Linked DNA regions of Homo sapiens: region 2 is linked to region 1. Evidence: chromatin contacts called from ENCODE Hi-C or POLR2A ChIA-PET data. All regions are on one chromosome and are shown on one strand. The core of a region is the stretch at or near the end of the contact, and the rest is flanking DNA. Distances in the headings are between cores, read along the strand shown. Region 1 has its middle 33 kb from the start of SMIM38. Region 2 overlaps LOC105369370 (a long non-coding RNA gene).

Region 1 (6,837 bases), core at 2,320-4,819:
CTCCTTCCAGGGAATTAGGCACACCTCCTTTCTCCCTTCCACATTCCTTGCTGCTTGGAATGTGGATGTGATGGCTGGAGCTCTTGCAGCCATCTTAGACTATGAGGTTGAGAGCCACACCCTGGGAGTGGTGAATTAGTTGGAAGGAAGCTTGGTTCCTGTTGACTTCTTGGTGCCTTAGACTGCCTATCCCTGGACTTCTTTTACATGATAGGAAATTTACGTGGGGTCAAATTTCATCCTGACTGATACATTTGGCAAAGACTCTTGTCTCTCAGAACGTGAGGATTTGGGTGGCCTCTCCCCAAAGTTAAGTGGATGGACTTAACACACATGAGGAGGGCAGCTCAGGTGCTTCTCAGGGGCCTGGATACCAACCATGGGTTTCTTGGGAGAGATACTCTGGAGGAACCTCTGGAGTTAGGGCACTAGGGACAAACTGGCTTTGAAGGCCTGAGATCCAGATGGGGAGAGTGGCAGCCAGTACCACTGTGCCCAGCACTGGCCTCACCCCTGTAATCCCACCACCAGCCCCTGTAGTAGCTCTGTCACTATTTTACGGGTGGAGTAGCCAAGGGGTAAAGTGACTTTTGCATAAGGCTGTGCGACCCAATGTGGAATGAAGATTCCAACCCGCAAATGACCTCAGGACCCTGACTCTGAGCCGAGACTGAAGCAGCCCATTCATTCATTCACTCACACACTCATCCATTCATTCAGCACTTTCTGAACACCTTCCATGAGCCAAGCACACCTCACAGTGCTGGGGCACCGCAGGGGACAGAACAGACCAAGTCCTATCCTTGTGGCTTGCATTCTCATGGGATCAGAGACTCAGCCCCCTGGGGAAGCAGGGTGGGGAGAGAGGGCAGCCTTGCTGGGGAGGTCTGGGGGTCTCCTTGGAGTAGCATGTCTGAATGGAAGCCACGGCTGGCTTCGCACCGCGGCTGCAGCATGTTAGCTGGGTAACCTCAGGCAGGGTCCACATTGCGCTTCAGTTTCCTCACCTGTAGAACGTGGCCGTCGACCTCCTGCTGGTGGGGCTGGTGTGAGGAGGTGGGGTACCCCACGCTCACAGCAGCATGCAGGGGCTGCTCCTCTGCGAGGACTTGGTGGCTCTATTTGTCCCTCCTAGAGACCTCCAGTCTTGGTCTGGCTCTCTCTTTAGCATGGAGCAGGAGATGAGGAGGTGGCCCTGACTACATCACTGTTGCTTTCCCAGGGTCCTGCTGATGCCTGCTGGCTGGGACGAGAGGGGGGTGCGGTCAGAAAGGGCCTGGTGCCATGTGGCAAACAGGTCGGGTGCACAGGTCACGTGTGAGAGTCCAGCCGCAATAGCGGCTCAGGATCCAGCAAATGGGCTTGGGCCCTTTGCTGCAGAGCTCTTGGGTCAGGTGGTCACACGCTCCTGTGTGCTAGGTCCCTGACATGCCAGGTGCAGGTGGGGGGTGCCCGTCTGCAGTCACGAAGGCTGGAATTCAATCCTGGCTGGGACCCTCACCGGGCAAGTGCTTAGCTGGGCACTCACCAGGCACCCAAAAGTGACCACTGCTATAATCATGGCAGCAATAAGTGTGACATACTCCAAGGTGTTATAATTTAAGGAACTTTCTTATGTGAGCCACACATATACTTGCCCACATGCACACACAGGCACAACACATCTATACAAACATGCACACACACATACATGCTTCTGCACACCAACACACATGTACATGCTTCTGCACACAACACACACAGATACATGTTTCTGCACACCCACACACACGTACCTGCCTGGGCATGCATGCACACACGTACATGTTTCTGCACACCCACACACACGTACCTGCCTGGGCATGCATGCACACAGGCACACAGCACGTACCCATAAGACTCAAGCATGCACACGCCCCTGTGTGCCTTTGGTCTCAGCCTTGAGCTTCACTTACCAAATGTGCAGGGGGCAAAGCCACGCACAGGCTGAGGGCGCCGAGCTGCAGAAGGCCCTCCCAGGGAAGGAAGTGGCAGCAGCTGTTGGGTGCGTGTTATATCCATGCCAGGCTCCTGCTCAGGGCTCTCTGTAGATTTTCTTCCATAAAGAGAAGATTTTCTCATCCCCATCATACAGATGTGGGCATCTAGGAAGGGGTATGACCTGAGAGGCAGGAGGTGTCCTGCCTGGGAGTGGCTCCCCCAGGGCTGGGGTGGCTGTCATCAAGCCCAGCTGACTACCTCCCCTGGGATTTTTGGGTAGCTGGTGAAAGGTTGGCTGGACCACTCTGTATCATTGAGGCTCGGAATTGGTGGTTTTGGTCGGGGGGGAGGGCCGTGGGAGCCAGGCAGAGGTGCTGGAGAGAGGGAGACAGTGCTACCCTGCACGGGGGTCCTGGGAGCAGTGGAACGTTATTCAATGCAAGTCATCCAGAGCCTAGGCCTTTGGGACCGCCTGCCCCCACCATGACCCTGGGGTGCCCAGTGAGGGGCAGGGGGCAAGGTGGGCCTGAGAACAGGAGTGGAGGCAGCTGGCGGAGGGCAGCTCGGAGGGAGTCAAGCCCCTGCCCATCTGTCTCAGCCCGATCCCCAGGGACTCTGGGGAGGCCCCTGGTGGAGTGTACTGCTCCGAGGGCAGTGGGAGGCATTGCTTGGAGAATTAAAGAAGAGCGTGATCCCAAGTGGCCGAGAACTTGGAGTGAAGAGCAGTGTGCTCAGGACCCATGTGGAAAGTGGATCCCGGCTCAGCCATCCTTCCCCACCCCAAGGAGCCTTTGGATCAGCCCTGCCCTCCCTGCAGCTGCACCCGCACGTGTCTTCCCAGGCTCTGAGGGGCTCACAGGCGGGTTGGGGCGGAGGGTCCCATGCCCTCTGGGAGCCTGCTGGAGGCACTGCACTGCAGAGGGCATGAACCTGCAGATTCTGGCCTTGCCACATCCTCAGAGTGTGGCCGACGGCAAGCTGGCCTCTCCACATGCCAGTTTCTGCCTCCCTAACGTGGAGAGGGTACAGCACAGACAACAGATACCACGTGAAAAGCCCCTACCCAGTGCCTGGCACACAGCGGGTGCTTCGGTTCTTATCTCATTGGAACTGTACATGTGCCTGGGGTGGTAGGAATTCCTGTCCCTTTTCCAGGTGGGGCATCTGGGACTCAGACCCATAAGTGGCTTGCCCCAGGTCGCACGGCCAGTTTGAGGTAGGGCCCCATGTCTGCGTATATGATCCCATCGTGAGACAGCACCTCTGAGCAGCCAGCCTTCCGGGGCGGCTAGAATACTCTTCAAATCTACAAGGTTTCATTTATATCCAGGGACAGCCATGCCCAGGCAGCGCTTGGCCAAGAGAGAGCACTGTGCTGGGAGTCCAGAATCTTGGCCCCAAATCCCGGCAGGACCCAGGGCAAATGGCTTCCCTCCTGGCGAGTGCCTTTCCTCCTCTTGGGCACAGTTCCGATGTTACCTGGGCTGGGCCATGGAGAATGCCGCCCAAGGGCTGGTCCTGGGCCATTGTTTACCCTAGTTCTGCATGGAGGGTTTGACCTCACGCCCGGCTCCCCACCTGCCCGCCCTGCTGTGCGGCCTCCTCCCTGCCTCGGCTGACTCACAGCTCTGCTATGCGTCCTGCAAACATTCCGGAGCCCTCGCCCTGCAGCAGTGCTCTCTGCATTGGTGGATAATAGGGCAGCACTCTGTACCCAGAACGGGAGGCATTTGGGTCCCCTAAGAAGCATTTGTCATTCTGTCCCTGCCTCTGGGCTCCTCGCCTGTGATCTCAGAAACAGGGCTGGGTGTGTCTCTGCAGCCTTCCTGGGGAAGTTTTCTTTTAATCTGCTAGACCCATGGCGGGGGGGCGGGGGGAGGGGAGCCAGAACACTCTGATCTGTTCCTGCCAGCTCAGGGACCTCGGGCAAATCGAGTCAGCTCCCTGTGAGAGGCGGGAGTGGGCGGCATCAGTGGTTTGCAGAGACGTAGGTTGCAGAGCCAGTGAGCCGGTGACATCTTGCATGCAGCCTTGATCCAGGGAGTGAAGGAAGTGCTCAGGCTGGGTGTGAGGGCGGGGAGGGGGCTGGGGCAGAGCTGGCTTTTCTGTGCGCTCTGCGGAGACCTCTGAATCTCCTCTACCCGTGGTGGGGGAAGCCCCAGAGTTCCCTGCACCTTTGAGGTCTCTCCTCACGCCAGCGGGCTGCAGCCCACGGTAGCCCAGGGTCACATAGTGGGGCCCAGCTAGAGTTTGAACCCAGAACTTTGTGACCTTGCACCCTGCAAGCATTCCGCTTGACCATTAGGGTGGTCAGCACCTGTCCCTGCCGCCGAATGCCAGCTCTGTGAGGTTGAGGCCCCACCCACCACTGCACCCAACACTGAGCATGGTGGTGAGTGCGCGCCAGGTGCCCAAGAGTCCTTTGCTGAGTGGGCGACGGGTGGGGTCCTCCTACTTCCCCCTGCCCTCCCTCCTGGCCCTTGCAGGGGCTAAGTACCTTTGTACCCCTGGGTGCCCCCGCCACGACCCTCCCCGCTGGCCCACTTCCCCCTTCCCTGTTCTAGCCTTCAAGGTCTGCAGTCTCTGGTCTCACTTCTCTCCTCCCCTGGTTCCAGTAGACAGCGGCCAGAGGAGGCGCTCCTGGGGTTGGATTCACTGTTGGTTTTAGGAACTGAGAAAGGCCCCCAATCCCCGAGAAAATCCAGGGCAGAATGTGGCTGAGGAGCTGGAGGGAGGAGAGGAGACCAGGCGCCCTCCCAGGGCCTCCACCTCAGGCCTGTAGATATGAGGTCCCCCAAGGCCTTGCTGTGTGACCTGGGCAAGTTACTCCATCTCTCTGGGCCCGGATAGGGATCAATGGATCCTATCTTGTCGGAATGCGGGGGCATTGAGGGCAGCTGGAGAATGTAAGCTTAGCTCCCAGACTGGTGCTCGGGAGGGCCGGCGAGGGTTCTGCTACGTTTATTACCACCTTTACTGGCGAGTTCAAAAGGAGCAAATCAGCAAAGGCCCCAAAACACTGGGGCCCAACAGACACGCAGTTTCCCCTTGAACAATGCACGTGTTAGGGTTGCGACCCCCTCCCCCATGCAGTGAAAACCTGCATGTAACTTTCGACTCCTCCAAAACTGAACTACGAATAGTCGACTGTTGACCAGAAGCCTCACTGATAACATCAACAGTTGATGGACAGATATTTTGTATGTTACATGTATTACATGCTGTGTTCTTACAATAAAGTAAGAACATGTTATTAAGAAAATCATAAAGAAGAGAAATATATTTACTATTCAGTAAGTGGAAGTGGATCATCATAAAGGTTTCCATCCTTGTCATCTTACATCAAAGAGGCTAAGTCAGAGGAGGAGGGGTAGGAAGGAGGAGGAGGAGTGGGAGGAGAGGTTGGTCTTTGTGCCTCAGGGGTGGTAGAGGTGGAAGAAAACCTGCCTATAGGTTGAAACCCGTGTTGTTTAAGGGTCAGCTGTAGACAGATGGCTCCCAACTTAGGATGCAGCTTAAGGATCTCTTGACTTCACAATGGTGTGAAAGCCATATGCGTTCAGTAGAACATCAGTAAATTCCATGAAATAGTAAACATCTTATTATAAAGCAGGCTTTGTGTTAGATGATTTTGCCCAATTGTAGGCTAATGGCAGTGATCTGGGCACACATAGGGTGGGCCAGGCTGCGCTATGATGTTCAGGTGGATTCAATGCGTTTGATTCAGTGGATGGGTTTGCTGGAACGTAACCCCATCGTAAGTTGGGCAGCATTTGTCATGCGAACCACAGAGATAATTTACAATTTTTGAGTAGCCACATTAAAAAGGTAAAAAGAAACTGGTGAAATGAATTTTAATCACATTTTATTTAACCCAATCCATCCAAAATATTGAAACAGCACATAATCAAAATTATTGGGATATTTTGCATTCTTTTGTATGTACTAGTCTTAAAAACCTGGTACTTACATTGAGAGCACCTCTTACTTCAGACACTACATGTTGAATGTCCTACCTAGACAATAAAGTTGTGTTGAACAAGAGGCTATTTCACATGGCTTCAGTATTTTTAATTTTTTTTTTTTGAGAAGGAGTATCACTCTGTCGCTTAGGCTGGAGTGCAGTGGCACAATCTTGGCTCACTACAACCTCCACCTCCCGGGTTCAAGCGATTCTCCTGCCTCAGCCTCCTGAGTAGCTGGGATTACAGGTGCACACCACCACGCCCAGCTAATTTTTGTGTTTTTAGTAGAGACAGGGTTTCACTATGTTGGTCAGGCTGGTCTCGAACTCCTGACCTAGTGATCTGCCTGCCTTGGCCTCCCAAAGTGTTGGGATCACAGGCGTGGGCCACTGCGCCTGGCCCACATGGCTTCAGTTTTTAAAAATTAAATTTAATGAATTTTTCTGCAGGTCTGTAGTAGGTGTATGTACCTGTGGGGTCCATGAGATGTTTGGATACAGGCATGCAGTGTGAAATCAGCACGTCCTGGGGAATGGGGTATCCATCCCACAAACATTTATCCTCTGAGTTACAAATAATCCAATTATTGCTTCAGTTTTTAAATGTAAAATAATTAAAATTAAATATATTTAAAAAAAACCCCCACAGTTTATGAGTCTCACCAGCCATGTACAGAGTGATCAGCAGCTGTGTGGCCAGGGGCTGGTGTGTGGGTGACGCTGGCCCAGGCGTCATCTGTGTCCTTCTACCCTCATCAAACTGCACCTGTCCAGGGCCCTGTCCCTCCAGCCTGTGCCTCTGCTGAGTGGCCCCTGGCTCACCTGAGGCTCTCAGGCACACTTGTCTGTGAGAGGCTGAACCCCACCTCCTGTTTAGAGGCATTTAGTGGACATTCGAGGGCTGATCAGATGGG
Region 2 (6,837 bases), core at 1,584-4,083, 230 kb after region 1:
AGCATATGGTCTTTCTTGGTGAAATGTACCACATACAGTTGCTAGGTATAGTGTGCTATAGTTATCAGTCAGATCAAGGTGATGAATAGTTATGTTTATATTAGGTTGGTGCAAAAGTAATTGCGGTTTTTGCCATTTAATTTCAATTAAATAAGTAATTAAAAATAATTACTCATATTAATATATTGAGTAATTATTAATTAATCAATAAGTGTAATTATTAACATTAGTTAACATCATATTGAGTAATTATTATTAATTATTTTACTAATTTCTTATATATTTGTTCTTTTAATTGCTGAGAAAGGGTATTAAAATCTCTCTTTGTGATAGTGGGATTTGTGTGCATTTCTTCCCTTTATTAATTTTGTTTATATATTTTGAAGCTATATTATATATTTTAGACAAATCAAAATTTACACTTTTATGCCTTTCTAATCATTCCTTTTATTATGTAAAATGTCTCTCCTTATCTCTGATATTGCTGTATTGAAAGTTATTAATATTAATATCAACATAAGTATTAATATTAATCTATATGAGTAATTAAAAATAATTGCTCATAATATAATATTAAGTAATTATTATTAATTAACTGATCAATATGCATAATTATTAACATTAGTTAACATCTTATTGAGTAATTATTATTAATAATGTCTCATATTGATTAATTAATATCATTATAGCCACCCTGACATCTTGTGTTTATTCTTTGCATCTTGTGTTTATTCTTTTCAGTTTATTTACTTTTGTCTTATTTGTGTTTTTGTATTCAAAGTAAATCTCTTGTAGGCAGCACATAATTGGGTGTTGCTTTTAAAAATCCATATTGTCAATTTCTTCCTTTTCATTGGAGTGTTTAGAACATTAACATTTAATGCTGATCTTTTCTCTTTTTTGGTTCCTTTATTCCCCTTTCTCTGCATGCTTTTGGATTATTTGAATATTTTATAGTATTCCATATTAATTTATCTGTTGGCTGTTTGGCTGCATTTCCCTGTGTGTATGTAGTTGCTCTATGCATGGTTTCTTTGATTCTATCCTGTTTGGGGTTCTCTGAGTTTCTTGAATCTGTAAACTTATGTCTTACACTAAATATATAAGATTTTCAGTCATGTCTTCAAAGATTTTTCTGCTCCCATCTCACTCTCCTCTCTTTCTGGACTAGTTATAATGTTTAAGAGCTTTGGATATGGCTTCACAGGTTCCTGATGCTCTTTGTTCCTTTCCTTCTTCAATCTTTTTTTCCTCTGTGTCCTTCTGATTGACTCATTTTATTGATCTATGGGTTTGCTGACTTTTGCCTTTCTCATTTCCATTCTGCTATTGATCCATCCAGTGATTTTTAAACATTTCAAATATTTTCTTTGTTATTTCTAAAATTCCAATATCCTCTTTTAATACTTTCTCTGCCAGGATTTCTTATTTGCTTATTCATTTCAAATGTATTTCCTTGATCTCATTGAGTAGAGTTGTAGTAGATGCTTTAAATTCTTTGTCTGATAATTTCAATGTCTGAGTCATCTTGGTGCTTTCATCTGTTAATTTTTTTATCCTTTGAGAATGGGCTGCATGTTCCTGTTTCTTTGTATGTCAAATAATTTTGGATTGTATCATAGACAATCTTAATGTCATATTATATAGACTCTACATTCTGTTAAGATCCTCTGAATTATGTAGATGTCTTTGTTTTAGCAGGCTATTGATTCATACATATGTGTGCATCCACATAACCACTGCTATAATAGTCAGGGTTTTCCAGAGAAATAGAACCAACAGGAGATGTGTGTGTGTGGTGTGTGTGCATGGATGTGTGTGTGTGCCTGTGTGTGTGGATGTGCGTGTGTGCATATGTGTGTGTGTGCGTGTGTGTGTGTGTGCGCATGTGTGTGTATTTCTTTATTTACCGTAAGTTATTGGTTCATAGGATTATGGAGGCTGAGAAGTCCCACAAGCTGCCCTCTGCAAGCTGGAGACCCAGGAAAGCCAGTGGTGTAGTTTGAAGGCCTGAGAGTCAGAGAACCAATGGTGTTGATTCCAATCTAGATCTGAAGGCCTGAGAACCATGAGTGCTGACAGAAAGAGACTGATGTCTCAGCTCAGGCCATCAGGCAGAGTTAATTCACCCTTCATCCATCTATTAGTTCTATTCAGACCCACAATAGGTTGGATGGTGTTCACCCACCCTGAGAAGGGCCATCTGCTTGACTCAGCCCATGAATTCAAATGCCAGTCTCCTCCAGACCTTCATAGACACGCCGAGAAATCACTCACTGGCTATCTGGCATCCTGTGGCCCAGCCTAGCTGGCCCACAAAATGAACAATCACAACCACTTAGATCAATAGGTGGATCATTTCTAGTCCCTCCAGAATTCCCACTCCAAGGGTGTACTCACTTCACAAGTAATCATCATTCTGACTTATTTAACCATTGGTTAGTTTTGTCCATTCCTGAATATCACATAAACAGAACCACACAATATGTGTTTTAAAACATCTGGCTTCTTTTCTTAAAACATAGTATCTGTGGGATGCCTCCATGCTGTTAAATGTAGAAATAGTTCATGACTTTTCATTACTGGGTGATACCACATTGCATGAACATACTGCAGTCTATTGATCTAGTCCCTTGCTGATGGACAGCTGGGCTGTTTCCAGTTTAGGACAACAGGCTGGGCATTTTAGGAGGCAGCACAGAGCAGAATGGCTACAGGCATGTCTCTTACAGCCACACAACCCCGACTCAAATCCTAGCTCTGCTGCAGACCAGCTGTGTGACCTTGGGCAAGTGACTCACCCTCGCTGAGCTGCAGTTTCCTCTTCTGTGAAGTGGAGATTATGGTAGCAGTACTTACTCAGAGGGTTGTCATGAGGATCAAGTAAGAAGTCACATGAAATCACAGCCTGCAGCCTACCAGAGCCAGAGCCCAGTAAATGGCAGCTGTTAAATGATTATTGTGGGAGGAGGTAGCAATTATGAATGTCAGCTCTGAAATCTGATCTGAATTCACATTTCAGGCTAAATGAAGCAATCATTAGTAAACACTCAGCATAGGGCTAGCAAATAATAAGCTCACAATTTATTATCCTTATTGATACCTGATATGTAAATACTAGTAGCCTTTACAACAAGCATTCCCATGATAGGTTTTGCCATTTGATAGAGAACAGAACTGTTTCTCAGGGATGTGCAGCATTTCTGGTCACAGAGCAAGAACAAGGTGGTGTAGGGACCCTGCTTATCCTACCCTGCCCTCCAGATGCAGGGACCCCACTCCCACCCACCCCTACAGCCTCACCTTGAGTATCAGAGAAGGTGATGGTGGAGAGCCACCTCCCAGACTGGCCTGGGCTGCTTCCTGGGCCCATTTCTGTCCCTCTCTGGGTTTCACAGCTTCCCATCCCACCCAAAGGTGCACTGGTGCTGACCCTGGGCAGTGCTGTGGGCAGTGAAGGCCGGATGAGGTCCCTGAGTGACAGCAGGCTCTGAATTGCCGCAAGTGTCACCATGGTAAAGTTTCTTTCCTGCTCTGTGCCTCAGTTTCCTCATCTGTGAAGGGGCAATGGTGATAGCATCTGCTTCACAGGGGCCCTGTGGGTGCTGAATCAGAGGGCCCAGGTGAGGTTACGCCTGGGGTCAGGGCAGGGCCACCAGGGGTGTCCGGGGGCCACGCGAGCCTTTGAGAGGTGCCGCAGGTCTTGAGTCCACATACCAACTGCCACCCACACAGGCCGACGTCCCTTCCAACGGTGCAGCGGGGCTAAGGTCACTTGCAATCGTGGAGAAGAGACAGTGACCTGGGGTTGGGGCAGGAGCCTACGTCAAGACAGAGTCACGGATGGGTGGGGCTCAGTCCCTCCCTTGGAGGGAACCCCCCAGGACTGTGGCAGACCCCCTTGCAAGGTCCTCATCGGCTCCAGGGCAGGCCCAGCCTCTGCCATGGGTGTGAGGGAGAGTTGAGGGCTCTATGACGCCCCCCTCCCCAGATAACTCAAGGCCCGGGGAGGGAGCTTTGGGTTGAGATGGTGTCGTCAGGGGCTAGTGGGCAGGTGTGCAAAGCCCCAGGCTGGGCCCAGAGAAATTCAGCAGCAGGTTTCAGGGCAGCAGGAGGTCGGCTGGGAGGGTGGATCCTTATGCATCTCTCTGTCTCATCCCCTCTGACCGCCTCAGCCAGGGGGAGAGAATGGAGCTCGGTGAGCAGCCCCAGTGGGCCTGCTATGAATTACAGGACCCCCTGCAAATTCACACACATGCTTGCCCCCTGCTGTGCTACTGACAGCAAAGGCAGAATCTGAGCTGCTGGGACTTGCCCAAGGCTGCCAGCTGCAGATGCTGGAGCCAGACAGAAGCCCAGGCCGCCTTCACAGTCTGCATAGTTCCAGTGCAACAAGGAACCTAAAGGGTTAACCAGCATTAGCACAGGGCCCAGCAAGTCACTCCCAGGTACCTGCTCAAGAGAACAGAAAACATGTCTGCACAAAAACCTGCACAGCCAAGCTCACAGCAGCACCATCCACAGCAGCCACAGTGCAACAACCCAATGTCCACAGCAACTGACGCACAGAGAAACCAACTGTGGTCTAGCCACACAAGGGAATATTATTCAGCCCTGAAAAGGAATGCACTCCTGGTCCATGCTGCAAACATGCATGAACCTCAAAAACATTAGGCCAAGTAAAAGAAGCCAGTCACAACAAAACTAAATGTCGTAGAATTCCATTTAATGAAATGCCCAGAGTTGGCAAGTCTGTAGAGGGATAGAGTAGAAGGGTGGTTACTGGGGCTGGGGAATGAATGGGGGGTGGGGAAGTTGTGGGGCATGGCTGGAAGGTGTGGAGTTTCTTTCCAGGAGAATGAAAATATCCTAACATTGATTCTGGTGTTGGATGCCCGAGTCTGAATATACTGAAGACCACTGAATTGCACATTTCACATGGGTGGACTGCTGGTTCGTGAATTCCACCTCGATGAAGCTGTGGGTGAATCACTTGAGATTAGGAGTTCGAAACCAGCCTGTACAACATAGTGAAACCCTGTCTCTACTAAAAACATAAAAAATAAAAAATAGCCAGGCATGGTGGGGGGCACCTGTAATCCCAGCTACTTGGGAGGGTGAGGCAGGAGAATCACTTGAACCCAGGAGGTGGAGGTTGCAGTGAGCCGAGATCCTGCCACTGCACTCGAGCCTGGGTGACAAAGCGAGACTCTGTCTCAAAAAAGAAAAAAAGAAAAGTAAAGAATGCTGGACCATGTGGGAAGTGCCTAGCCTTGGGTCAAACCCCTTGCAGGTGCCCAAGAGATGGATGGAGACCACACAGAGGCATGCCCAGCCCAGCACCCTTCCCAAATGCACTGGATATGCATTAGCCGCCCTCCTTATTCTGTGCCTCCCAAAGCACCCACCCAGGTCCAGGCTCTGGGACTCTCAGACTCTGCCGGTCCCCTGCCCTGGGCCAGGTCCTGGGTTGGGTATGGAGAGCTGAGAGCCCAGAGCCAACCAAACCGTGGTGCCCTGGTAGCCTGCAGCTTGTTCATTTTGCTGGCAGCGAGACCCCTTGAGATCCAACTGCCCAAATGAAACATAAAGAGGCCGAAGCGCATGGTGGTAAAAGATGTGAGTCCCCAGATCGAAGCTTGGGGCAATTCTGCATGAGTTAGTTACACCGCTGCAACAAAGACACCTAAAAACACAGGGGCTCAATCCCTGCGTCAAGATCTCACATAAAAGGGAGATAGGCAGCCCAGGGCTGATTGGTGGCCTGACAGTGCCAGGGGCCTGGCTCCTTCTATCTCTCTCCCTCGCCATCCTCAGCAAGTCACTTCCATCTTGGGTCCAAGATGGGGAGGGAGGAGGGGACACCTCTTGCCATTAAGGGCAAGGCTTAAAAGGGCTTATGGAGCTTCAGCTGGAGTGGCCTCAATCAGAACTTATTCATGGCTGGGATGTGTTGCAAGGGAGTCTGGGAAATGCAGTGTTTATCTGGGAGGCCACGTGCCCAGCGAAGCATTATTACATTATTGTACAATAGGATGGGATGGGAGAGAAAGGAAGGAAAGAGGGAGGGGGAGGATGAAGAGAAGGAAGGAGGGAGGGAGAGGAGTAGGGAGGGAAAGAAGGAGGGAGGAAAGAAGGGAGGGAGGGAGAGGAGAAGGAGGAAAGGATGGATGGAAGGAAGAAAGGAAGGAAAGAGGGAGGGAGGGAGGAGAGAAGGAAGGAAGGAGCGAGAAAGGAGGGAAAGAGGGAGGGAAGAGAGAGGGAAGGAAAGGAGGGAGGAAGGAAGGGAGGGAAGAAAGATGGATGGAGGGAGGGAGGGAAGAATAGAAGGAAAGAAGGAGAGAGGGAAGGAGGGAGGAAGGAAGGAGGGAAGGAGGGAGGAAAGAAGGAGGGAGGAAGGAAGGGAGGGAGGGAAGAGGAAACACTGGACTCTAAGCATGTACAGTAAGCATTGTGAGCCTCAGTTTCCTCGTCTGTAGAGAGGGAAGCAGTTTCAAAGGCTGCTTGGAAGACTGATTGACGAGGCACAGTGCACCCGCAGGTAAAGGGGGACTACCTCACTGTTCTCCCGCCCCCGAAGACCTCCATGCTGGGCCAGGAGGACAGAGCGGGAGGTCTGCCCACTGCCCAGGAGCACCCCAGTGGGTGGAGTGAAGACTGGGCTGGCACACTGAGACAGTGGAGTCCACCGGGAGCTCAGGGGACTCAGGGACTCTTCAGCCCCTATCTGGGAACCCACTAGGGTTGGGACCCCTGTGCCAGACCTGGCCCAGCTCGGGGAGGGCTCTGCACTACCCGCTGCCTGTGGTCTGGCCCAGCCCCTGCCAGCACCGGCCC

The links. A loop is a pair of places that touch in the nucleus more often than their neighbours do. ChIA-PET counts read pairs that join two places held with the same protein, here RNA polymerase II (POLR2A). Pooled maps may share reads with other maps.
Region 2: a map of mammary epithelial cell shows a loop between it and region 1 (3-fold over the local background). The contact joins two enhancer-like sites. A Hi-C loop is called at or near these places in 2 of 168 maps with a recorded cell type or tissue (endothelial cell of hepatic sinusoid and mammary epithelial cell) and 5 of 50 pooled maps. POLR2A ChIA-PET finds 5 or more read pairs at or near these places in 1 of 52 experiments (PC-3).

The regions. Positions count from the first base shown.
Region 1 is chr11:69,119,327-69,126,163 of GRCh38, forward strand. No RefSeq gene overlaps it. Among named protein-coding and RNA genes, the nearest start is that of SMIM38, 33 kb to the right of the region's middle. RefSeq lists enhancers at 1,069-1,697, 3,455-3,749, 3,469-4,284 and a silencer at 3,455-3,749. Within about 2 kb of position 3,570, at least 26 of the 41 ENCODE cell types and tissues checked have a DNase peak (open chromatin) inside an H3K27ac peak, as active enhancers do; they include PC-3, where a contact is called at or near this core.
Region 2 is chr11:69,350,103-69,356,939 of GRCh38, forward strand. The region is part of intron 2 of LOC105369370 (a long non-coding RNA gene); the gene reads left to right. Among named protein-coding and RNA genes, the nearest start is that of MYEOV, 59 kb to the left of the region's middle. Within about 2 kb of position 2,834, at least 7 of the 41 ENCODE cell types and tissues checked have a DNase peak (open chromatin) inside an H3K27ac peak, as active enhancers do; they include PC-3, where a contact is called at or near this core.